4 separate regions of the Homo sapiens genome follow, and regions 1, 3 and 4 are each linked to region 2. A link is a contact called in ENCODE Hi-C or POLR2A ChIA-PET data. All regions are on one chromosome and are shown on one strand. Each heading gives the region's core, a stretch centred on a gene start or an enhancer-like site at or near the end of the contact. The rest is flanking DNA. Distances are from core to core; before and after follow the strand shown.

The links. Hi-C counts contacts between places; a loop is a spot of excess contacts on that map. ChIA-PET counts read pairs that join two places held with the same protein, here RNA polymerase II (POLR2A). Pooled maps may share reads with other maps.
Region 1: a map of naive thymus-derived CD4-positive, alpha-beta T cell shows a loop between it and region 2 (33-fold over the local background). The contact joins the promoter of PRXL2C here to the promoter of NR4A3 in region 2. A Hi-C loop is called at or near these places in 2 of 168 maps with a recorded cell type or tissue (gastrocnemius medialis and naive thymus-derived CD4-positive, alpha-beta T cell) and 4 of 50 pooled maps.
Region 3: a map of psoas muscle shows a loop between it and region 2 (22-fold over the local background). The contact joins the promoter of NIPSNAP3A here to the promoter of NR4A3 in region 2. A Hi-C loop is called at or near these places in 4 of 168 maps with a recorded cell type or tissue (B cell, CD4-positive, alpha-beta memory T cell, naive thymus-derived CD4-positive, alpha-beta T cell and 1 more) and 10 of 50 pooled maps.
Region 4: a loop to region 2 is called in a map of CD4-positive, alpha-beta T cell, with 16 times the contacts of the local background. The contact joins the promoter of ERCC6L2-AS1 here to the promoter of NR4A3 in region 2. A Hi-C loop is called at or near these places in 1 of 168 maps with a recorded cell type or tissue (CD4-positive, alpha-beta T cell) and 5 of 50 pooled maps. POLR2A ChIA-PET finds 5 or more read pairs at or near these places in 1 of 52 experiments (AG04449).

What each region holds. Positions count from the first base shown.
Region 1 is chr9:96,652,608-96,658,373 of GRCh38, reverse strand. PRXL2C (peroxiredoxin like 2C) reads left to right here and starts at 3,057. Exons shown (of 6, transcript NM_153698.2): 1 at 3,057-3,284; 2 at 3,601-3,669. The coding sequence starts at 3,093. RefSeq lists silencers at 2,969-3,058, 3,099-3,308, 3,449-3,518.
Region 2 is chr9:99,817,650-99,823,476 of GRCh38, reverse strand. NR4A3 (nuclear receptor subfamily 4 group A member 3) reads right to left here and starts at 1,592. Exons shown (of 8, transcript NM_006981.4): 1 at 1,070-1,592. LOC101928438 (a long non-coding RNA gene) reads left to right here and starts at 3,588. Exons shown (of 7, transcript NR_109802.1): 1 at 3,588-3,656. RefSeq lists enhancers at 362-874, 3,277-3,870, 3,871-4,464 and silencers at 1,449-1,498, 3,380-3,929.
Region 3 is chr9:104,745,627-104,751,286 of GRCh38, reverse strand. It overlaps NIPSNAP3A (nipsnap homolog 3A), which reads right to left and starts at 3,604. Exons shown (of 6, transcript NM_015469.3): 1 at 3,435-3,604; 2 at 121-331. The coding sequence starts at 3,494. LOC107987105 (a long non-coding RNA gene) reads left to right here and starts at 3,648. Exons shown (of 5, transcript XR_007061705.1): 1 at 3,648-3,838. RefSeq lists an enhancer at 3,041-3,200 and a silencer at 3,621-3,710.
Region 4 is chr9:95,874,564-95,880,141 of GRCh38, reverse strand. ERCC6L2-AS1 (ERCC6L2 antisense RNA 1) reads left to right here and starts at 4,165. Exons shown (of 3, transcript NR_023390.1): 1 at 4,165-4,277. It overlaps ERCC6L2 (ERCC excision repair 6 like 2), which reads right to left and starts at 4,451. Exons shown (of 19, transcript NM_020207.7): 1 at 4,058-4,451. The coding sequence starts at 4,103. RefSeq lists enhancers at 4,241-4,300, 4,361-4,590, 3,722-4,596, 4,731-4,830, 4,871-4,920 and 1 more.

The sequences.
Region 1 (5,766 bases), core at 1,808-4,307, 3.2 Mb after region 2:
ATGTCATGTATATTTTACCACAAAAGGGGGAAATATTTTTTAAAATTAACAAATTAAGAAAAACTGTACACACTGTTTGTATTATCCCCTCAGAGCTGTATTCTTGGCAGTTGAATCTCTAGTTGGACTTGTCAGAAGATATTTTGGAGGACGCTTTCTTGAGCAACACAGTAGTTACACTGGCAACTCTACAAACATGTAGTGCTGTCTCTGTATTTTTTAGTGTGTGTTCTTTGATTTATTTTAAACCATGGACATATGAAGTTATACCACCAAATATTAGCAGGTCATTCCTAAATAATAACAGAACGGAAACAGTAATAGTTTACATTTACTTTTCCTTAATCATAGTATCTAAAGGTGCTGTATTAGTCTGGGTCCAATAACGAGATTTAAACCACACTGTAGGTTAAACAGGGAAAGTTTAATATAATGAATGAGTAAACTCTGATCAGGTGACATGCACCTGTAATCTCAGCTACTCAGGAGGCTGAGGCAGGAGGAATGCTTGAGGCCAGGAGTATGAGACTGTAGTGTGCTATAATCATAGCACCTGTGAATAGCCACTGGACTCCAGCCTGGAAAACATTAGTGAGACCCCATCTCTGAAAAAACAACAACTCTGATTAAAGTGTGTCTAGAAAATATAAGGAACCTATGGCTAAGGACCAATACTCAAAGAAGACAAACTTGAAAGGGACCCCTTCCCCAAATCTGGGTTTCAGATCTGACTGGAGCAGGTATAGTTCAGCCTACTGGATAGCTATGTGTAGAAGTTTGATGGCTTGCCCAGGCTGGATCTGGTATACAGTCAAGGGAAAGGCAGAAAGGAACCCACTAGAATGCAGGCAGGGCATAGGTCATCAGCAAGCAGTGGATGAGAGCAGAGGCAATGGTGATGGGTACAGGTGAGCCAACGGCTCTACAGAGAGCGGTGGCTCGATGGGAACAGGTGAGGAATTGGGGGCACAGGTGAGGAATTGGGCTGCTAGTGGAGTTAGGAGTGCGTTCAAGTTCCAGTTTTCACATCAAGTGAGGTGCTAGGTTATTGCTAGAACAGCCAATAGTTGCAGTGTTGCCAAGGAAGTGTGTATCCTGGTAAAGTGCCAGAGGCAGAGCCCCACCCGCTACCCTCAGGAGGCTATTTGAAATCCCCTTCCTCCTGCAATGTCCTGCCAACACTGTCTATTGAAAATGCTTAATATATTGCCCATTGCAAAGGTTAGATGCTTAGAGGAAGTCTGTCCATTGTCACAGAGTATATAGTGAAGGGTTGATTTGGAGCTGAGAAGCAAGTTGATAACTGTCACAGGCACTTCATCTCTCAGTGTCTCATTCAGTCATGTACTGATGCTCCCTAGACAATACCTTCTAATTTCTGCATTTCTGCATGGCTACTATTCCTCCTACAAAACTATTTTTTGATGATGTCTGAGTTCATCACTCTGCAAAAACTAAGTCATGTGGCTCTTTGTATTTCAAAATGAAATTGTCTAACCTGTAATTTATTTCACATGAAATATGACACTGAAAGCAGTAATGTCAAAGAAAATTTTTCATTCATTGATACCAGCAATTAATCAGAGCTGCCAAAATACCACCATTCTTATCTGTATATCAATTTCTGCTTACCAAAACACTGCTTACAATAAATTTGGTGACATCTGGCAAACTGCCTGTTGTGAGTGCTATTCATCAGCCTGCACTTTGGTCATGCATTTATTTCCAAAAACTCATAAAGCTCCTGGCCAGGCCCAGTGGCTCATGCCTGTAACCCCAGGACTTTGGGAGACCACGGCAAGAGGATTGCTTGAGCCCAGGAGTTCAAAACCAGCCTGGGCAACATAGGGAGACCCTTGTGTCTACAAAAACAAATCTAAAAAAAAATTTGCCAGGCATGGTGGTGCATGCCTGTGATCACAGCTACTTGGGAGGCTGAGGCAGGAGGACTGCTTGAGCTCAGGAGGTGGAGGCTGCAGTGAGCCATGATCGTGCCAATGCTCCAGCCTGGGCGACAGAGCGACACCCTGTCTCAGAAAGAAACTATCTTGACTTAGAAACAGATCTATGCTTAAAATTTTGTAAACACGCTGCAGAGCTTCTCAAACAGAGCACTTAATGTGTGCTCAATAAAGTATAAAATCTTCACACAGGTGAAAGCCAGAGGATGCAGCATCCCCCTTTCCTGCACTTTGTGGCAGAGTCACATCAGTCACATAGACCTGCCTAGCACTCCGCCCCAGAAATATTCTTCAGCTCAACAAAGGCCATAGATAAAGGATGTACTTTCTGAACCCCAAATCCATACACAAGAGTGAGTAAACTTATGAAGACAAAGAGCCTGAATGTTATCTGGTCCTGCTCTGGAAATCTTGGACACACAGTTAGCACCCATGAGAAACCCCAGAGAAAGATGAACCTCTAAATCCAGGGCCAGTTTGGTCTCACAAAGGCTGAGATCCCCAGATTTCCCTATGCCTGCCTACCCACCCCAGGAGAAACTGAATTGGAAGTGTGGGATTTCTACAAAACAGCTGCTAAGTCATCTAACTTCATCATCCTCATCCCACCCAGCTCACCTTTTATTTCTTTATTTTTATTATTTATTTTTTTAAAAAACGGAGATGGCGTTGCCCTCTGTTACCTACCCAGGCTGGTCTCGAACTCCTGGCCTCAAGTGATCTTCCCGCCTCGGCCTCCCAAGTCGCTAGGATTACAGGCCCGGCCTGTGTGTTTACAAAACGTGGGCCTGGCCCTAGCCCACCTTTTACACATACACCCATTAGTTCTCGAATAGGTGAGAACATCCGCTCAGGTGGCCATGGAGGGCGCGGGCGGCTTTCTTCCTCAATAATGCTTGCTCGCCGTGGACGGACCTTACTTTCTCTCTCTGTCCCCTACCCTGAGAGCTGAGTCAGAACCGCCCGTGGGGTTCACTCCGACAGCTCCCAGGCCCGCGCCGCGCCGCGGAAACCGTGACTTGCCAGGCCCCACCTCTGCACGCCCCGCCCCGCCCCCCGCGCCCAACCTCTGCGCGCCCCGCCCCGGTCCGCGCTGACAGAGCGGACCCAGGCCCTCGGCCGCCCCGCGTCATGGCCGCGCCGGCCCCGGTCACGCGGCAGGTTAGCGGCGCCGCCGCCCTGGTCCCGGCCCCGAGCGGCCCCGACAGCGGGCAGCCCCTGGCGGCCGCCGTGGCCGAGCTGCCGGTGCTGGACGCCCGCGGGCAGCGGGTACCGTTCGGCGCGCTGTTCCGGGAGCGCCGCGCCGTGGTGGTGTTCGTGCGGGTGAGCGGGCGGCGGGGCTGGAAGGGAAGCGCGGCCCAGGGTCCCGGGCAGGCTGCCGGGATGCGAGCCGCGCCTCCTGCTTCTTAGGACGGAAACGGGAAGGCAGCCTGCCCAGTCGCGGCCGCTTCCCAACTAGGGCGGGGCAGGGAGAGGGCGAGGGCGAGGCCCGCTTCCCACGCGCCGGGCGCCCGAGCCGCCGGTCCCGGCCCCGCGGGCGTCGCCTTTGCTCGCGTCACGCACGGCGAAGTACAGGGATCCTTCGGGGCCCGAGGGTGCTGCTTTACTAACTTGCCCTTTCTGCCGTTTTGGCTTTCAGCATTTCCTGTGTTACATCTGCAAGGAATACGTAGAGGATCTGGCCAAAATCCCCAGGAGTTTCTTACAAGTGAGTTTCCCAGCGTGGGCGGCCCAGTGCCCGCTTCTGCAGACCTTGCGAGCGGGGCGGGGGAGGACGCGGCTCCAGCGCGGAACTTGCAGCCTGGATTGCCCCTCCCCGCAGCTCTCTCCACCCTCGCCCCTCCAAAAGGAGTGAGACGTCAGAGATCTATTTCTGCCCTAACTCATTGGGTGCTGCCTGGTGGTAAACGTACTAACAATTGTGGTGTTGCCTGGTAACCTAGTGCCTGTTCTCAAATGTTGACTGATAATGCCCTAAAACAAATGCTGGAAATGGTTATTTTCTTCCCTTTATTTTTTGTTACACTCCAAATAGCTGCTCATTATGGGAAAATACTAATATATCGTAAAGGTGCAAATGTTTATGTTAATAGGCTGCAAGTTCCATGTCCCTAGGACAAACCACATAGTTGTTTTTCTTGAGGCACAGATAGGTTTGTGCCCAAGTGAGCTTTTTGAGGAAAGGCATTGAGCAGCCTTTATAAAACAGATGTTCTTTCAGCAGACCTTGTCAATCAGGATGTGAAAAAATAACATTGATTAAATAACTGTGCGGCCGGGCACGGTGGCTCACGCCTGTAATCCCAGCACTTTGGGAGGCCGAGGAGGGCGGATCACGAGGTCAGGAGATCGAGACCATCCTGGTTAACACGGTGAAACCCTGACTCTACTAAAAATACCAAAAATTACCCGGGCTTGGTGGCGGGCGCCTGTAGGCCCAGCTACTCGGGAGGCTGAGGCAGGAGAATGGCGTGAACCCGGGAGGCGGAGGTTGCAGTGAGCCGAAATTGCACCACTGCACTCCAGCCTGGGCGACAGAGTAAGACTCCGTCTAAAAAAGAAAAAAAAAAAACTGTGCTACAGAGTTTTTAAAAAAGAATGTCTTTGGGGAGAATATAGAGAATTATTTACTATATCATTTTGAAAACAATGTTTTGACTGTTCCTCTGCGTATCCTTTTATTCTCTTTTTAAAAATTGACATATATAATTGTATGTGTTTATGGGATACAGTGTAATATTTTCATAGGCATTTACGTTGTGGAATGATTAAATCGAGATAATACATCCATCATGTCAGATAGTGATTTTAGTTTTTTGTGATGACAGCGTGTAAAAACTAGTCTTTTAGCAATTTTGAAGTATACATTGTTAACTATAGTCACCATGGTGTGCAGCAGATCTCTAAAAGTTATTCCTCTTGTTTAACTGAAACTTTGTACCCTTTGATCACCTCCCTTTTCCTTATCCCTGAGTAACCAGTCTCTGGTAACCATCATTACACTCTACTTTTTTCGTTTCCATAGGTAAATGAGATCATGCGGTGTTTTTCTTCCTGTGCCTGGCTTATTTCACTTACACGATGTCCTCCAGGTGCATCTAGTGTTGTCGCAAATAACAGAAAAATGTCTTTCTTTTTTATGACCAAATGTGATACCGTATTTTCTTTTCTTCTTTTTTTTTTTTTGAGATGGAGTCTCACTCTATCGCCCAGGCTGGAGTGCAGTGGCGCGATCTCAGCTCACTGCAAGCTCCGCCTCCCGGGTTCACGCCATTCTCCTGCCTCAGCCTCCTGAGTAGCTGGGACTAACAGGCGCCCGCCACCACGCCCGGCTAATTTTTTGTATTTTTAGTAGAGACGGGTTTCACCGTGTTAGCCAGTATGGTCTCCATCTCCTGACCTCGTGATCTGCCCGCCTTGGCCTCCCAAAGTGCTGGGATTACAGGCGTGAGCCACCGCGCCCGGCCGATACCGCATTTTCTTTATATTTATCCATTGTTGAACACTGAGGTTGCTTCTATATCTTGGTGTTGTGAATCATGCTGTAATAAAACATGGGAGTGCAGATATCTCTTCAACATACTGATTTCATTTCCTTTGAATAAATGCCCAGTAGTGGGATTGCTGGATCATATTATATTTCTATTTTTAATTTTAATAACTTCCAGACTGTTTTCCGTAATGGCTGTACTAATTTACATTCCTAACAACAGTGTACAAAAGTTCCTTTTTCTCCACATCCTCACCAACACTTATCTTGCATCTTACTGATAGCCATTTAACAAGTGTGAGGTTATATCATTGT
Region 2 (5,827 bases), core at 343-2,842:
AGCCCGACATTTCTGATTACTAACTCCTCGCAGCTCTTCCCTCTGGAGAATCCGGACGCATAAATAAATAAAAGGCAATCTCCAAGAACGTTTTTGGAAATCAAGGGACAAATGCGTTCTTCCTCACCACTGCCCCGAGGCTTCCAACAGGTTGGAGAGGTGCCTTTGGAAGTCAGTCTCCGCAGGCTGCGCTCGCATGACCGCTCTCGTCTCACCACCGAGAACTTTCATTTCTACTAAGAGTAAAACACTCGGAGCAACTTCTCCAAAAGCGCGAGTTCTGTCCGTGAAAAAGCATGCCTTTCCCACACCGAGCCAACGTCCAGAGGAGAGGGACACCGTCCCCACACGTGTCAGTGTGCGGGAGTCGCCAATTACACCCGATTTACCTCCTAAGGGAAAAGTGTAAACCGGCATGTCAGCGACGACAGGCAGACGTGCCTAGTGGAACCCCAGGCTCATTTCAATACAATAAGCCACATTCCTACAATTACGCCCTCTTTCCTGAGGTCCTCCGAGTGCGTCTGCAAACTCTGGCCGTCGCTGCCTAGGCCCTTCCCTCCTAAGCTTCCTTCCAGAGAACCAGCTCGGTGCCACCATTAGCAACATTTACTTGGACCCACCAGAGCTCCTATTTTCAATCCTACTTAAAAGGCAGGAAAATTACTGCCGTTCATCACCGGAGCTGCAACTCCCTGCCGCTGCCGCTGCCGCCGCCGCCGCCGCCGCCGAGAGCATCATTACCATGACAACTAGAGCCGAAATACCCTGAATTACATCGCTGGAGCCGCTATAGCACAAATCCCGGTCCTCCTCTTTGTTAGAGGCTTTTCGCCTCTTCGAGTGGGGGGAGGAATCCCACGAGCTCCAGAGATCCCCGCGGGCCCACTACAGGGGAAAAGTTTCAGATCAGAACCTACGGGCCGCTGGGCTAGCAAAGCCGGAGCCGGGCGGCAAGGTCAGGGGAGGGAACCCCACACTCAAAGTTGTCAATTTCAGGAGCGACGCTTCCCAGCAAGCCAACTTTTTTAGCAAGTCCCCTTATTAACTGGGCGAATCTCATACGTACTTGAGTGCTGTGGCGGTTCCGTCTTTAGAGCGAGTTTCTAGAGAGCTGTCCCGAAATCTGCACTGGGGGGGAGTCACAGCTGCTGTCCCGGAAGGGCTGCGGTGTACAAGCCCAGCGGCTCCCGGAGGCGGTGAGCGGCTGGTGGGGGATGCTGCGATCCCGACTCATGGGAGAGCACAGCCGAGAGGTTCCGCGGGCGTCCTGGCTTGGGCTGTGACCAGGGGGGAGGATGCCGCCGCTGTTCCCACCTCCACGGCCACTGCCGGCACCGTCAGCGTTGCAAAGTGAGCCCGGGAGGGGCGTCCAGCTGCGGCGCCGCGCTGCACCGGCAAGGGCTCAGGGCAAGAGGGGTGTGAGCGCGCGGGAGAGCGAAGTGTGTGTGCGGAGCCTGTGTGCGCGCTTGTGTCTGTGTGTGCGAGTGAGGGAGCGGGTGTGAGCGCGTCTGTGTATGGGGAGCGGAGGAGGAGCAGGAGCTGGAGGGGTGGGGGGCGGGAGGCAGGAGACTCCGCTCTCCCGGCTGCGCGTTCGCTCGCTCTCTCGGCACGTCATTTATGCCACAGGAGCCCTAGCGGCCTCTCCATAGAGTGCCTGGAATGCGAGACGTCAATGTGACGCCATGGGACGCTACGTCACCCTCCTCCTCCCTCCCCTGGCCCAGCCGGTTCCGCGTGTGCGAGGGAGGGTGTGTGTGTTCGTGTGCGCGCGCGCGCGCGCGCGTTCCTCGGCCAGTCGCACGGCCGCACAATGGAAACTCCGCCGCACGGCCGGCCCCGGCCTGGGGGCTTCTCTTTTTGCAGCGGAACCGCTCGCCAGGGCGTGCGTCTGCGGGAGGGTGCAGCGGCCTGCCCACGGGTCAGGCGGGACCGCCCAGCTGTCAGGCTCGGGTGGAGTAGAGTTGGAGGAGTGCTGCTGGCGCGCCTCCGAGGCTGCCCCGAGGCACGGAGCCAGGGCGAGGGGGGTAAGGGAGAGGACAGCTCTTCCGAAAGGGAAGGCTCCGCCAGCCAGCTTCTGACCAGCTCCAGTGACCTGGCAGCCGGTGCAGAAGGCGTCTGGCACCAGCCCGAAGACGCCCTGAGGTGCAGCTGCACTTTCCTCTTGCATAGGTTCTAAAGCTGTTTACGTTGCTCCGGTCCTCTGCGCCCAGGCTAATCCCCCCTCCCCGCATCATTTACTGGGTGCGTGTTTCACACAGGGATGCAGATGGTTCCGGGGATAAGGTTTGATTTCTTTACACGTACGGCGTGGGTTTCTTAACTGGACACGTTATAACCCAGCGAAGTGCACATCCATCATGCACACGCGCGCTGCAGCAGAAACTACTCTGTGTGTAAAACAAACACACACGTGTTGAACAGCTGAGCGGGTCTGACTATTGCAAATCATTCCTCCTCCCCGGCACCGGGTCAGAAATGGAACTCTCAACTAGCACTTTCACTTTTTGATGGTTGTAGATGCCCTCCGCCCACATCTCCCAAATTAAACATTTCGAAATCAATCAACAGGACTTATTAGTCAGTCCCTCGCTAGGGGATTTGCTTTGGTCTCCTCGGACACATTTGTCATGAAATGGTGTGCCGAAAGCCTGGGTGACTGTATGAAGGAGAGCAATTTCTTCCTGGAAATGATAAATTTAAGTGTAAATTTCTTGATGAAAACAAAATTTATCAGAGTTAAAGACCCCTAGTCCCAAAGGTTGCTGCTGAGTGAACGCAGTCTCTTTCAGAAATGAATTTTTGGACAGGAGAAAATATTTGAGTGAAACAATGCAGATAGAGTGGTCCCCATGTGGTCCGCTTGAATCACAAATACCGTTTTATATGTTTGACCTGTCCCAATTTGTGTGTGTGTGGCGGGGGCGGGGGGCGCTGCGCCGAGGGGAGATACAAGATTCCTTTGTAGACAGCACACATTTCAGAATCGAAGAAGGTTCGAGCTAGGACCAGAAACTTGAAAACAAACTACATATAGGTAAATATGGCATGTATATCTTTCTTCGCCTCCACTTCCAATTCAGACACGGTGGTGCGGAGAGGATCGTGGGAGAATGCCCCGAAAGTTGACCCAGCCGAGAGCAACCGAGTCTCTGCACTGCGGCGGGTTCCAATCCAGCCTCGGAAGGAAGGAGGGCGCTGCTACATTGTATCCATTCAAAGGCTTGAAGGGGGGGAGCAGGACCTGGAGCCGCGCGGCGCTGACGCACGCGAGGCGCGTGATTGACGCAGGCGATGTTACTAAATTCGGCGGTTGGCCGGGACCCGCCGCCGGCGCGCGCCGCAGATAGCGGAGTAGGTTCCCCTCGGTCACCCCCGCCCCTTCTCCATTCAACGCCGCGCGGGGCGGGGCAGGGCGCGCGGGGCGGGGCGGGGCGGGGCGGGGAGCGCGCGGCCGCGCCAGGATCCGGCCGAACCAAATATAGTCGGGCCTGGCTATTTTTAGCCGGGTCTCGGGCGCGAGCCCGCCGCGTGAGGGGGCGCCCTGACCCCGCCGGGAGTGCGGAGGGGGCGGGGGCGGAGTCGCCATCTTGGACTCGGTTCGACCAGGTCTGGTGACCGGCGACGAGGGGCCGGGCTCGGCGCCGGGGGTCGGGGTGAGTGGGTGCGAGCCGTGGGAGAGAGGGGGGGCGCTGGCGGCTCTCTTCGTCCGGCGCGGGCTGTGAGAAGTGAGCAGGGCGAGGCGCGGGCGACAGCGGGGCGCGAGGCCCGTGCATGTGTGTGCGCACGGAGGTGGGGAGACGGTGATCCCCGCCCGCCCTGCGGAAGGCCCGGCGGTTCTACCACCCGGCAGCTCGGCCAGCCCCGAGTCGCGTGGGGGCGGAGCTGCCCGCGGCCACCACTTCCTGAGTGCCGGGGATACCCTTCCCGGACGTCACGGAGGAGCCGAGGCGGCGGTGGCGGCCCGGGGCTCATCCTGCACTTGCATCACGGGTGCAGCAGCAGCTGCTCTGCTCCTTTGTGGCTTTTTGCCCCGTTGAGTAACTGCTTTGTTAACTGAAAATACCATGACGGGCCAGTGTGATCACCAGCTCCAGATCTCAAAGAAAGTGAAGCTGTCAGGCAAGAAGAGGGAGACTCCCCCAGCCGGCTGCGATGGTATCTGGTGGGTGGATGTGTAGAGAAGCACTTGACAGTTTCCACGTATTACTTCTTGCCTAACTCTTCACCCCCAAGAAGATTTAAAAATACTTTTATTTCCATGCTGTAAAAATTTCATTTGTGTTCTGCACCTCCCTCACCCCCCTAATCCTCCTTCAATTAAAACTCTCATGTAGAACTGGAATCACTGTAAGCAGGAACCCTAAAATTAGGTACAGTTTTTAGGAAACATGACATCTTTCAATGAATTTATTCAATAAACTACATTTTCTAAATGTTAATATGTATGAAAGGTCCTTGCCCACTCAGGGTTGTTATAAAGCTGCTAAATTGTTCATATGAGTTGGGCTCCAGTGACCGTTTCAAAGCAGTATCCTTGTTTACCTAAATTTAAAACAAAACAAAACAAAAAAACTCTTCTCCCTGGCTGAGAACCTCCAAGCAAAGTTTCCTCTCTTTGAGTGGGTGTGTCTTCTGGACCTCTATCTTGGTTACTTCTGTGCATCCTCCTCCCTTCTCCCCTCCACCTTCCTTTACATCCTTTTCTGTTTTTTACAGCCTCACTCCTTTACATCCGTTCCTTCCTTTACATCCTTACTCCTTTACATCCTTTTCTTCCTATCAAGTGGCCAATATCTGTTCCTGGACTGCTCTGTTAGACTGAGGGCTGTTGTCTGACCTCCCTGAGCCAATCAACTGTTCGTGGCTCAGTGCTTCTCGGGGTAGGAAGGGGGACTGACTGCTGGAGAGGTCACTGAGTGGCAGCCTTTTGAAACTCAAATGGAAATTCATGGAAGCAGAGACACAGCTGTCTCGTAGACGGAGACACCATCCTCTGCTTAATCCTATGTCCCTAAACGTATGCTGTTCTTTAGGTGACCCAAACAGAATTAGTTTTTCTCGAGTCTTTTTTTTTTTTTTGAATTAGTATCTACTGCTCTATTCCTTTTCAAAAGTCGGATTTATTAGAAACCAGGCATAATATTCTGTAAGGCACATGTAATGTGACTATTTCAGTAATCTCAATTTCCTTTTTAAAAAATTTTATTAACTTTTTTATCTCTTCTTTTAGGAAATCAAATAAGACTACCTTAATCTGTGAAACGTTGAAAACTTTCTTGGCTCAGTCCTTTTTCTATAACAGAAGAGAGACATTTATATGTCACTAGTTTACATACACGAAGTTAAGTTTCTGCTTTCATGATGCTTATAGCAGCCAGCCTGTTAAAGAAGTATCTAAATTAACCATTACGGATTCACTGGATAGTTACCTTTCATTTTGTTTTGGATTTGTAGGCCTAATCTGCCTGCAAGAAAGAACTATTTCTCTTAGAAAATAAAATATGAAATTTGGGGGAAACTTATGTGTGATATAAAGCAATTGTTTTAAATTGCTTTAAATGCTCTTCTGATGAAGTAAAGACGTATAATCTTATTGCTTTTACTAATATATAGAGATGATGATTTCTTATTAATGCAAATATTGGGTGAGGAATGGTGAAATAAAAATTCTAAGCCAGAAGTTGTTACCTAGGGTGAAAACAGGAAAGAAAAGTAAAAAATTGTAAGTTCAAGTTTTGTGGAATCAATGTAGAAGTTCTATACTATATTTAAGGTACATATATAAAATTTAGTAACTTCAGCTGACATTGATTTATACACGAGA
Region 3 (5,660 bases), core at 2,355-4,854, 4.9 Mb before region 2:
TGTATGTATCTAAAATAATATACATCCAAGAACTAAGTTTTATGTTACATTTAACAGAATGAAAATCTATACTGAAAAATGAAAATCTATACTGAAAGCCAAAATTGGATGACTCTTTACCATACTTCCAAATATGAAACACTGTATTCATTCTGCCTCCAAATTCTACACTCCAGTATCCAACCAATTCAGAGTGAGCTGTCCGAAGATGAGCGTTTTTCTCAAAATTTTCCAGGAACTCATTCATCTTTGAGGGCTTAAGGTAATAAGAACGAAATTCATAGAATATTCCATCGTATTGTCTGGGTCCCGTAGCAAAAGATGAGCACATCTGAAGAAGATAAGACAAATGTAAATATCTTGAGAAGACAGGATTCATTATATTGTGTTAAAACCTAATCTGAATCTGGTACAAGGGACACTCATAGACTCATTACTCATGTTTGTACTTCTGTTGTCAATTCTCAATATGTTACTGATGGAGGGTGTCCAGGTTCTTGGTGTTTGAACAAAGAACTGGACAAAATGCACAAAGCAAGGAAAGAATGAAGTAACAAAAGCAGAGATCTATTGAAAATGAAAGCACACTCCACAGGGTAGGAGTGGGCCTGAGCAAGTGGCTCAAGGGCCCTGGTTACAGAATTTTCTAGGGTTTCAGTACCCTCTAGAGGTGTCCCATTGGCTATGTGGTGTAAGCCGTATATAAATGAAGAGGATGAAGTAAAGTTGCAAAGTCATTTACTCTGTGTACACCCTATGTAAATGAAGAGGGTATTTCTTGTCATAGCTGAAGGGTTTGATTTAGTTCTAGGAAGTCCTTAGGTTCCCTGCCTCAAGACCCTATTCTCCTGCTTCACATATACATTTGTTTACATAGAGGTGTCAATAAAGACAACTACTCTTAAATATGCTGAGTGTGTAGTTACTGTTTCCTAGTGGGGGTTCACTGTCACCTTTAGCCACTTTTTCAGAAATTGCTCATAAGAAGGCGCTGAGATCTTAATGATACTTCTTTATCCAAGAACTACAATTAGGATTCTAACAAATTTACAAAAGTTTTCCTATTAGCCAATATTGCATCTTTAGTCAAGAGCATACGTGTTACAGTTATGCACATCAAAGAACTTTATTAACTACGCACGTAACTTTTGGCAGGCATAATGAAAAAAATGTTTACTAGAAGAAAACTCTTTTAGGTTCTTGAAAAAAATGGAAATTACAGTTCAGGTCAAAGTATTTCCTAATTCAATGAAGTAAACCACTGACCAAAATTAGGACTGGAATGTAACTAATGCAATAAAAAGCTCTGACCTATCCAATTGCATTGTAATATAATGGTAGAACATGAATGCTGAGAAAAGAAAATTCAGAGTCAAAATTTTCTTATTAGTTTCTAATTACAGATGCAATGTGAACAACATTTAATGAATCCACTTATACCACATTGATGAAAATATCACTTAAGAACCATTAATTCCTTTTGTAATAGTCATACACGCACTGTAAATTTCTAATTTGTGTTCTGGTTGAACTTTCTGTAAGAAATACCTCGCCTAAGATTATCCTCTATGTAGGTATCTATGTGTATATATGTATACACATACACACACACATACGCACACACACATATATATATGCACTCATGGTATACACACAGGCATTCGTGATATTCTTATAAATCCATCTTACTTAAGTTTGAATAGCATGTGCCATTTCCTTAAGTTGATTACACCAGAATAATCTGTGAAGACAGTTTTGATACCTACAAAGCTATGGACAAATTAGGGCTTATACTGACTAGCCAGTATGTCTGTCTGAAAGCAGTAGGCTTTTGCTCCGACATATTTTTGTTTACAAAATACAAAATTATGTAACTGTGTATGATAAGGCTTAATGATAATTATCTAGAGTTAATTCTATTCGTGTGTGACTTATATTCTTATTGCTCAAATGACTAAGCCTACCAACAAAAACAGCTGCAGCTGCCCCTGCCTTTTGTGGACACTCTTTTTGTGCTTTTAAACCAAACTCTAGTAACAATGTTGGTCAAGAAGCAAGTGCCTAGTATCCATAATTTCAAAATTATTATAATAAAATATATCAGGAGATAGGCCAATGGGGCATTTGTGACAAATGGATTTCAGGTTGATTCGAGGAATTTGTATTTGGAGGATAAAATAGTTGATCAAAGGTACACATTTTTACAATTTTGGGCAGTATTAATATACAGTAGGGAACCTACAGTGAGAGAGGGAGAGAGATGTGGACAGGTGGTGCCAGAGAAGGAAGACTGCAGGGGAGCCGGGTATGGTGGGGGAGCCGGATGGGAGTTAAGAATTTTGTTGCAGGGATGACTTTTAGCTGCTAGGGCAGAAATCATGAGTCGTCCATCCTCCCTTATCTCCAAGTTAGGGATCATTCCCACCAGCAACGACCTCCACTTCACTTAAAAGAGAACAACTGATGGACATTTCTAAAAACTTAAAGTTTGGAATCATGCCATAAGGACGTCATTCCTGGCCCTGCCCCACTGGAGAATCATTAGGGTAAAAACTGCATTGTTAACCCGGGGTGAATGGACATGAGCTGCTCTTCTTTAGTGCTCCTCAGTCTGTCTCTAGGACAGGTTAATCCCCTTCCCATCCTGCCCCTTCAGAAAGGAGTAAAGTCCTAAACATCAAAAGGAAAAGAAATTTCTAGGTTGAAGCCACAGAATAGGCCACTCCCGAAAGTTAGGGCAGAATCACAAGCTCCATTTTGTCCATTTCTCATCTAAGGTTAAAAGAGTCTGTCTGTCATCGTCCGGTTTGATAGGAGGCTCCGGTCCCGCCTGGTTGGGGGAGCGACCACACGAAGCGCGGGTGGCGGGCAGGGTCCAGCCCCACCGGGACCCTGGGCCTCCTCTTCAAGGGTCTCCGCGAAATGCTCGGAAGTTGTGTGCTTCATTTAAAAGGGGGAGGCCGGTTCCGTGGCAAGCGGCTGGTTGACAATTCCCTCCTTCAACCTGATGTCTAGAGAGGGCGGTGGCTTGGAAAGCTACGACTCCACCCGCGGCTCCACAGCGCCAGGTGACAACATGGGAGCGCTCGCTGGGCCGCAGCCGCGACATAGCTGGGCAGCAAAAACGAAACAGCCGGCGCCATGGGAGTGTCCCGGTGGGTGTGGCATCCAGGCTAGAAAAGCCTTCTGACCACCACTGCCCGCGAGACGACCCCGGCTGGGGGTATTCCCCTAGCAGCGGCCTCCTCCTCACGCGCGTTCCGGGTACCCCTGTCTTGGGGTTCCGGGGCTCACGCTAGAACCTCACCGGGGCCCCAGGTCTGGGCGCGCGTGGCGGAGAGCGCATGCGCATTGCTCGCACGTACCCGGAACACTCCCCGCCCCGCCCCTCCCCTCCCGTCGGGTGAAGGCTTGGGTACCCCCGTGGCCGGTACCTGAGGCGCCAGCGTCCGTGAGGCCAGCGCCCGAGTCAGGGCGCTTCTGAGGACGAGCATGGCGCGGCTTCGGCGCTGAGAAAAGCAGCCAGCCGTGTCCTTTCTGAGACTCCTCTGAAGGTTTCCCGAGTGGAAAGGAGCGGCTCCTGGATCATTGGCAGACGCAGGCTGGGGCGGGGCTCGGCGGGGTCAGCTCCACCCCGGCGCGGGAGGCGCGGCGGGTCCCGTAGCTTGGTGTCTTTCTCTGCTGTGCTGAGCGTTGGTTCCCCCTTGGTTTCCTGAAACGTTCTTACCCCAAACGTTAGAGGTGACGTTAGGATTAACTGAAGGCTCGGATCGTTCCTGCTTCAACTTTCTGGGCCCTCACTCACCTCATTCGCTCCAGTGCTCAGTTGTGTAGATTGGTAAATGTGCAGGGGTTGTGGGTGTGTTGACCATGGGGAAAGAAGGAGAGGTGTTGAGTGCGTGCATGTGCAGTGCTTTGTATTTAAAATCGTGGAGGTTTTTTCCGAGTTAAGTTTTAGATGTTGTGATAGACGTGTATTTGAGCCTGACCTCTCTGCAATGAATGTGTTCTCCATCTTAGAAGGCTCCTAATTAAGATTTAGATTAAATTTTCCACGAGCTCAGAGAAATGGCAGCATCGAGCCTGAAATGAAAAAGTCAAAGTTAAACATACCCTGGTCTAGTCCTCCCAGTCCGGGAGTGTTGGTTCCCAGAGTAACCACCTTCAACATTTCAAGCTGTTTCATTTAATGCTTGTTTCTGTATTTTTAAGTAAGTAGTGTTTTCTGCTGTTTATTGCATTTTCAGTTATGGATAGTATGTGTTGACTTCCTTCTGTGGCAGATGAGGATTTATGTCTCATAGATGCCACTGCCCCCAAATTCACTTGTCTTCCTGCATCTAATAATGCTTATGTTAATTTACAGTAATTAATTACACTATTAATTTACAGTAATCTATATTAATGTTTACATTATTCTTGCTAATAATTACATTATTGTAAACATTAATGTAATATTGCTTACATCATGAGGACTAGGGAGGGATTGCAGGGCCATGACCTGGGTTGTATTGGTTGTGCCTTGTGGAAGAGCTTTGGAATTGTCTGTTCAAAGGAAGGGAGACTTTTTAAAATTAGTTATTTCGGAAGGGTTGCCTCAGTTTTTCTAGAAGAGAGACATCTATTTGTAACCATGCAAGACTAAAAAAATCATTTGTATCAGGACTGGATCTATATGAGTAAATTATTTTCTTAGACCTTTTTTTTTAAACCCTGTAATTGCCAATCCATTTACTTATTCAACAGATATTTACTAAATTCCTTCCATGTTCCAGGCACTTTTCCAGAAACTGGGGTACAGAATTGAGCAAAATTCAAAGTCCCGTCCTCTTGGAACATCCAGGATGGAGGAAACAGATAAAAAAAGGAAGAGTAAATATATCAGGGATTGTCAAATAATATAAAGAAAAATAAAGTAAGATACGAATAAAGGTGCTAGTGGAATTCTAAAAGTGGTCAGGATTCTAGCTATTGACTTGGATATTTAGGATTTAGGTTTCTTCATACCACTCCCTCAAAATACACTTTCCTTCCTGCGTTTATTGATGTTTACATTAAAAATATATTTTGGAGTGAGAAAAACATGTTAAAAGCACTGTAAGCACAGGTGAATCTCTTCAAATAGTGGGCTTCACTGTGAGGTGATCTGACCTGGGTATTTCACTGAAGGCTGTATCCCCTCCCCCCAAACTGTTATCTGCAAGTTATTTATCTGTGTAGTCAGTGTTAGGGAAGGGAAACTTCCAGTATCTTATCTGTGTGAGAAAAGCCTTGCTGCCAGTTTCCTGAGGCTGAGGAGGGAAGAAGGCCAGAACACTCAGCATTTGGTAGTATCTTTCAATAATATATTAATTAGGGTAGATTAAATAGCTCTTGTAAATCAACACTCAAAAAAGTGTATTATTACTCAAACACTATAGGAGTTTATTTTTTATAAGAATACAAAGTGGGTTTTTCTAGTTGGCAGGTAGCTCTTCTATACTTAGTGAATTAGGGAGCCAGGCTTCTACCCGGTGGCTTTGCCATTCCCTAGTCTCATCATTAACTGCATCCATCCAGCAGAAAGATACAGGGAACTTCCAAGAGGAATTTCCAAGAGGAAAATACAGATAGGGGCAAAATTCATGGCTACAATTGAGAGATGGCTAAACATTGTTAAG
Region 4 (5,578 bases), core at 2,916-5,415, 3.9 Mb after region 2:
CTAAGATCTCTTTCTGCAAAGATCCTATTACACTTTAAAGAGTATTACCTCTCTCTTTATGAACTTATTCTGTGACTAACCATACAGCTATTTTATTTTCCCAGAAAATATACCACTATGAATGAGGAGGGAGTCCACAGTATACTATTGGTACAATTAAAAAGTATCAAATAAAGAAAACTAAGTAAAAATAATTTTCCAAATGGAATTTCTTATGGCAAGAATCCAAAAATAATTCTATGGCTACAAACATAAGAACACTAGGAATTATTTTTCCTATACATTTCTCACTGAGATCAGATAACCACTGGCAGTTTCCTAGGGTCTTCCTGATGACCTCCAGTTAGATATTTATAACTACAACATGACATGTTTATACTATCTAAAGCAAGAATAGCTCATTAAATTCCTCATCCATCAGTTGTTCCTTAAAAGTAAAGCCACTAACTTTGATGAGGTTATTTTACCATAACAATAATGAGTACAGAGGGAAAAACCTTCTCTCCCACTCTACTCTCTGGACCCAAACTGTTGACAACTGTTACACCATTCTAAAAGAGTGTTTTAATGTCAAACTAAAGCCTCGATCCACTGTACAAGTAGAACAACATATAGGTCAATGGGCCCAATTTTCATAACAGTACTATTTGCACCTTAAAACCTAAAGCAACCCTTACAGCAATTCTTAACACATTACTTATATTTCCCATTATGTGTTTGCCTACCCTATCATTTCTTAAGACTTATTTTATTATCTATTATTCAACATATGTGATTTAAGCACAAATTATTCACCAAATATTATACCACACAATGGGTATAAAATGAAGAAAACTAATGTCAAAAATGATGGTGACTAATAGTCTTCCTGCATCTTATTAACTGGCATCATCTCAGAGAAATGCAAATCAAAGCCACAATGAGATACCATCTCACACCAGTTAGAATGGCAATCATTAAAAAGTCAGGAAACAACAGGTGCTGGAGAGGATGTGGAGAAATAGGAACACTTTTACACTGTTGGTGGGACTGTAAACTAGTTCAACCATTGTGGAAGTCAGTGTGGCAATTCCTCAGGGATCTAGAACTAGAAATACCATTTGACCCAGCCATCCCATTACTGGGTATATACCCAAAGGACTATAAATCATGCTGCTATAAAGACACATGCACACGTATGTTTATTGCGGCACTATTCACAATAGCAGACTTGGAACCAACCCAAATGTCCAACAATGATAGACTGGATTAAGAAAATGTGGCACATATACACCATGGAATACTATGCAGCCATAAAAAATGATGAGTTCATGTCCTTTGTAGGGACATGGATGAAACTGGAAATCATCATTCTCAGTAAACTATCGCAAGAACAAAAAACCAAACACCGCAGATTCTCACTCATAGGTGGGAATTGAACAATGAGAACACATGGACACAGGAAGGGGAACATCACACTCTGGGGACTGTTGTGGGGTGGGGGGAAGGGGGGAGGGATAGCTTTAGGAGATATACCTAATGCTAAATGACAAGTTAATGGGTGCAGCACACCAGCATGGCACATGTATACATATGTAACTAACCTGCACATTGTGCACACGTACCCTAAAACTTAAAGTATAATAAAAAAAAAAGCTGGCATTTAAAAAAAAACAAAAAACTGGCATCATCATCTAACCAACTTTTCAAGGTAGAAAACCATTAGTCAGCCCTTAAACCTCATTTAATATTACTCCTTACATCCAATCCATCAGAATATCCTGGTTCTACTTCAAAAATGAATCACTTTCCTCCATGCCACTATCTCTCTAAAGCAAAGGCTGGCAAACATTTTCTCTAGAGTCAGTTATTAGCTATTTGTTACTTTAGATTTTGTAGGCCATACAGTCTCTTGCCCTTGTAATGCAAAAGCAACCAGACAATACATAAACAAATGGGCACAGTTGTGTTCCAATAAAACTTTATTTACAAAAAAAAGTGTCAGACCAGTTTTAGCCCACAGGCAGTAGTTTGCAGACCTCTGTCTTAAAGCATGCCACCATCAACTTTCCCTAAATTATGCCTAACCAGTCTCTCTGCTCCCAGTCCACCTATTTAGCGTAGGGTACCCATTATTCTCTATCTCATCATTTTATTGCCTCTGTAGCACTTATCATAACATTTAATTATCATGTCCACTGGTTTTTTGTCTTTTCCTTCCAGTAGAGAGTAATTTCCTTTCCAAGAAAAGTTTGTACTGTTATAAATTTTATCCCCAGGACCAACACAGAGTCACACAGCAGACATTCAGTGAACATGCGAATTTATTACACATTCTTTTTTTTTTCTTTTTTTTTTTAGACAAGAGTGTCTCTGTCGCCCAGTCTGGAGTGTCATGGCACAATTATAGCTCACTGTAAACTCCAACTCCTGAGCTCAGCCATCCTCCCGCCTCAGCCTCCTGAGTAGCTGGGACTACAGGTGTGCACCACCATGCCTGGCTAAATTTTTTATTTTTAGTAGAGACAGGGTCTCGCTTATGTTGTCCAGGCTGGCCTCAAACTATCCTCCCGCCTAAGCTTCCCCAAAGTACTGGGATTACAGGTGTGAGCCATGCGCCTGGCCTATTACAAATTATCAATCTCACAAATCCTTGATATCTTGCGAGAAAACTAAAAAGTACACCAACATATACATAACTGTAAAAACTGCATTGGAAGAAGAGTGCTATGAGAAGGGAGTATTGAGAAATGTAATTTAAAAGGGAAAGGGGTCTAAGAACTGTATCTCAGATAAGTGTACAGCATGTGCAAAAAAAAAAAAGCCTTAAGGGAATCACACAACTTATTGGAGTATTTTGGGTTTGAGTTCGGATAATTTCTAGGACGAAATAAATTCAGTTGAGTTAGAAATGGAATCTCTCAGTATCCAAACTACAGAACAACTGCTTAAATTGTTAAGATTTCCTGTTGGATTTAACAGGGAAATGGGTTAAGTGTCCTAAAATTTAATGAGTCGAAATCATTTGTTTTGGTTTAAACTAATTACCAACTCAACTCATTCTGGTGATAGGGTCTCTCTCTCCCTCTTTCACTCCAAAGGCCTCCTCAAGCATTCCTCAAGGGTGTTCCCACCTCGGGGCCCTGGAGCTTTCTGCTCCTTCCACCAATTTCCCTAAATACCAAGAGTGACTAGATTTATCAAAAGGAATGAGCCTCCCAGTCACAATATCCACTCGGCAGCTTCATCTATTTTTAGCTGCCAGTCTCCTATAGGTATTTATATGTTTGGTCCCTGAATTACAGCGTCATCAATTCCTAGACCTCAGAATTCAGGCTTGTAACTTGCCCTCTCTGAACTTTAGCTCTGAATTCATCTATTTAATGAGATCGATATCTTCCTCAAAGGAAAGCAAGTAAACAATCAGCATATTGCTGGGCTCAGGAAAATCACTCAATACCTGGTAGCTTTTGTTATACAGCACAATTATTAATGAAAACTACTCATTTGGGTGCCAGAAGGCATCCCAGGTGACTTGTGGTAGATAATCACACCTTCTTTAAACCTCCTATTTAAGGCAGAATATAATGCCCTGACTCAATAGGCAATAAAACTCAACTGAACTAAATATCTCAACCTTCATTTATCTACTTACAACAAACTTCTGCCATTCACTAACAACTGGGGCATACAAGAATAAAGAATGAAAATAACATTTACTGAGTGCTTAATATGGGCCACACGCGGGGTCACATAAATACTTTGCGTATTCCCCACGTCATTTAATAATCGCAAGAACCTAGTAATGAACCCAGTTTTACAGATGAGGAGCCTGCCCAAAGTTGCTCAGCAAGTAACTGTCAGAGGCAGCACTAGATCCCAGGGGCTGACTCCCGAGTCCAGGTTCTCAACACTGAATCGGAGATTTGGTTCCAGGCCTGGAGGGGTTCACAATCTGCAGCTGTCACTGAAGAGGATCTACAGGGCAAAACCCCAACCCGAAGGGCACCGGCAAGAACTGGTCCAACGCGACGCAGTACACAGGCCTCTGCGTAAGGGGCGAGCGCGGAGCTGGTACCTTTGCCTGAGGTTTCCGCGCGGGGCTGTGGCGCCGACGGATCCATCCGGCCAGGGGGAGGGGCCGAGCCCGGCTGCATGTAACACCCGGAAGGCGGCGGAGGACAGCAAGGTGGCTGGCCGGCAGGCCAATGGCGGCCAACGCCACTTCCGGCCGCCCTCCGAGCATCGCTCTTCGGCAACCCGAAGCCACAGGATGGAGGAGGGGGATCCCAGCAAAGGTAGCGACTAAGGGGACCCAAGCAGAACGGGAGGGCGACGTCCGGAGCGGCGGCAGAGCCAGGGGACGCTGTGTGAGGCTGGCAAAGCGGTGTTCACCTAGTTCTCTCGGGCTCCGCCGCCGCCGGAGGAGGACAGGAGGCCGGCAAGGCGACCCCCAAATCTTCCTAGGCTCTGACTTCCGTCTCCTAACCCCCGCAAATTCCAACCCGGTCTTGGAAAATCCCGCGAGAACGGGCTCCCGAATTGTCATTGGGATCTCGCGAGAACGAAATCTTCCTTTCTGTGGGCGGAGCAATCTTCCCGATGTCTCTTCCCTCTGAGGCCAGTAGCAGGAAGGGCCTCGGGAGTTGCGAGTGTCGCGAGGTTTGAGGTCGCTCGGTGGGCCGGGCGCTGTGCGAAGCTAGAAATAACTGGGGGCATGGAGAATGCGGTGGCTGTAAAGGGCCGCTGAGGCGGTGGAGGCCTGGCAGAGAGCGTCCCCGCGGTCGCGGCTTCTGGCTTCTCTGTGGAGCTTGGTTCTTCCGTGGTGGTGCAGCACCCCAGGAACTTCAGGAACCAGTCCTTCCTTGGAGAGCTCCCCGGGACAGCCACGGGGGCCAAGTGAAACTAGCGCGTTTTCTTGGATCCTACACTTTATAGTGAGTCATAAATACTTTAAATACAAAGCCAACAACATTTGCTGCAAATAAACGTAAAAATACTGTTAAAGTGTAAAGTGTTTTCCTCCGTACCATCTGACGTTTCTGGCGGTTCGTTGAACGCGAGAGAACGCTGAGCCGTCTGCACTGAGCCCGGGAGCATCTTCAGGGCAGCGCCGCCCACGCGCGAGGTGAATGAAGGACACGGCCTCTTGACACTCCCAGGCAGCACAGATAGACGGATCCGTAAGTGGCTCCCGCGCATGTTAAAATTTGTATACTGTAAGGTATTTCATGGATTGAGTGAAATACCTGACAGGGCCTGTATCCGTTCCCTATTGCCACAATAACCAAAAACCACAAACTTTGTAGCTTGAAACAGCACAAATTTATCATCTGACAGACAATGCATTTATTATCTCACGGTTCTGTAGATCAGAAGTGCTACCTGGGTGTCACCCGGGCTGCACTCCTTTCTGGTGACTCCACAGGACAATCCTTAGCTTGCCTTTGCCAGCTTCTGTCCACATTCCTTGGCTTTGGTCCCTTCCTCCATCTTCAAAGCCAGTGATATGCCATCTCTCTGAACCTTCCATCCTCAAGTCTACCGCTGATTGCAGCTGGAAAAGATTCTGAGGGCTCACCTGAGTAATCCAGGATCA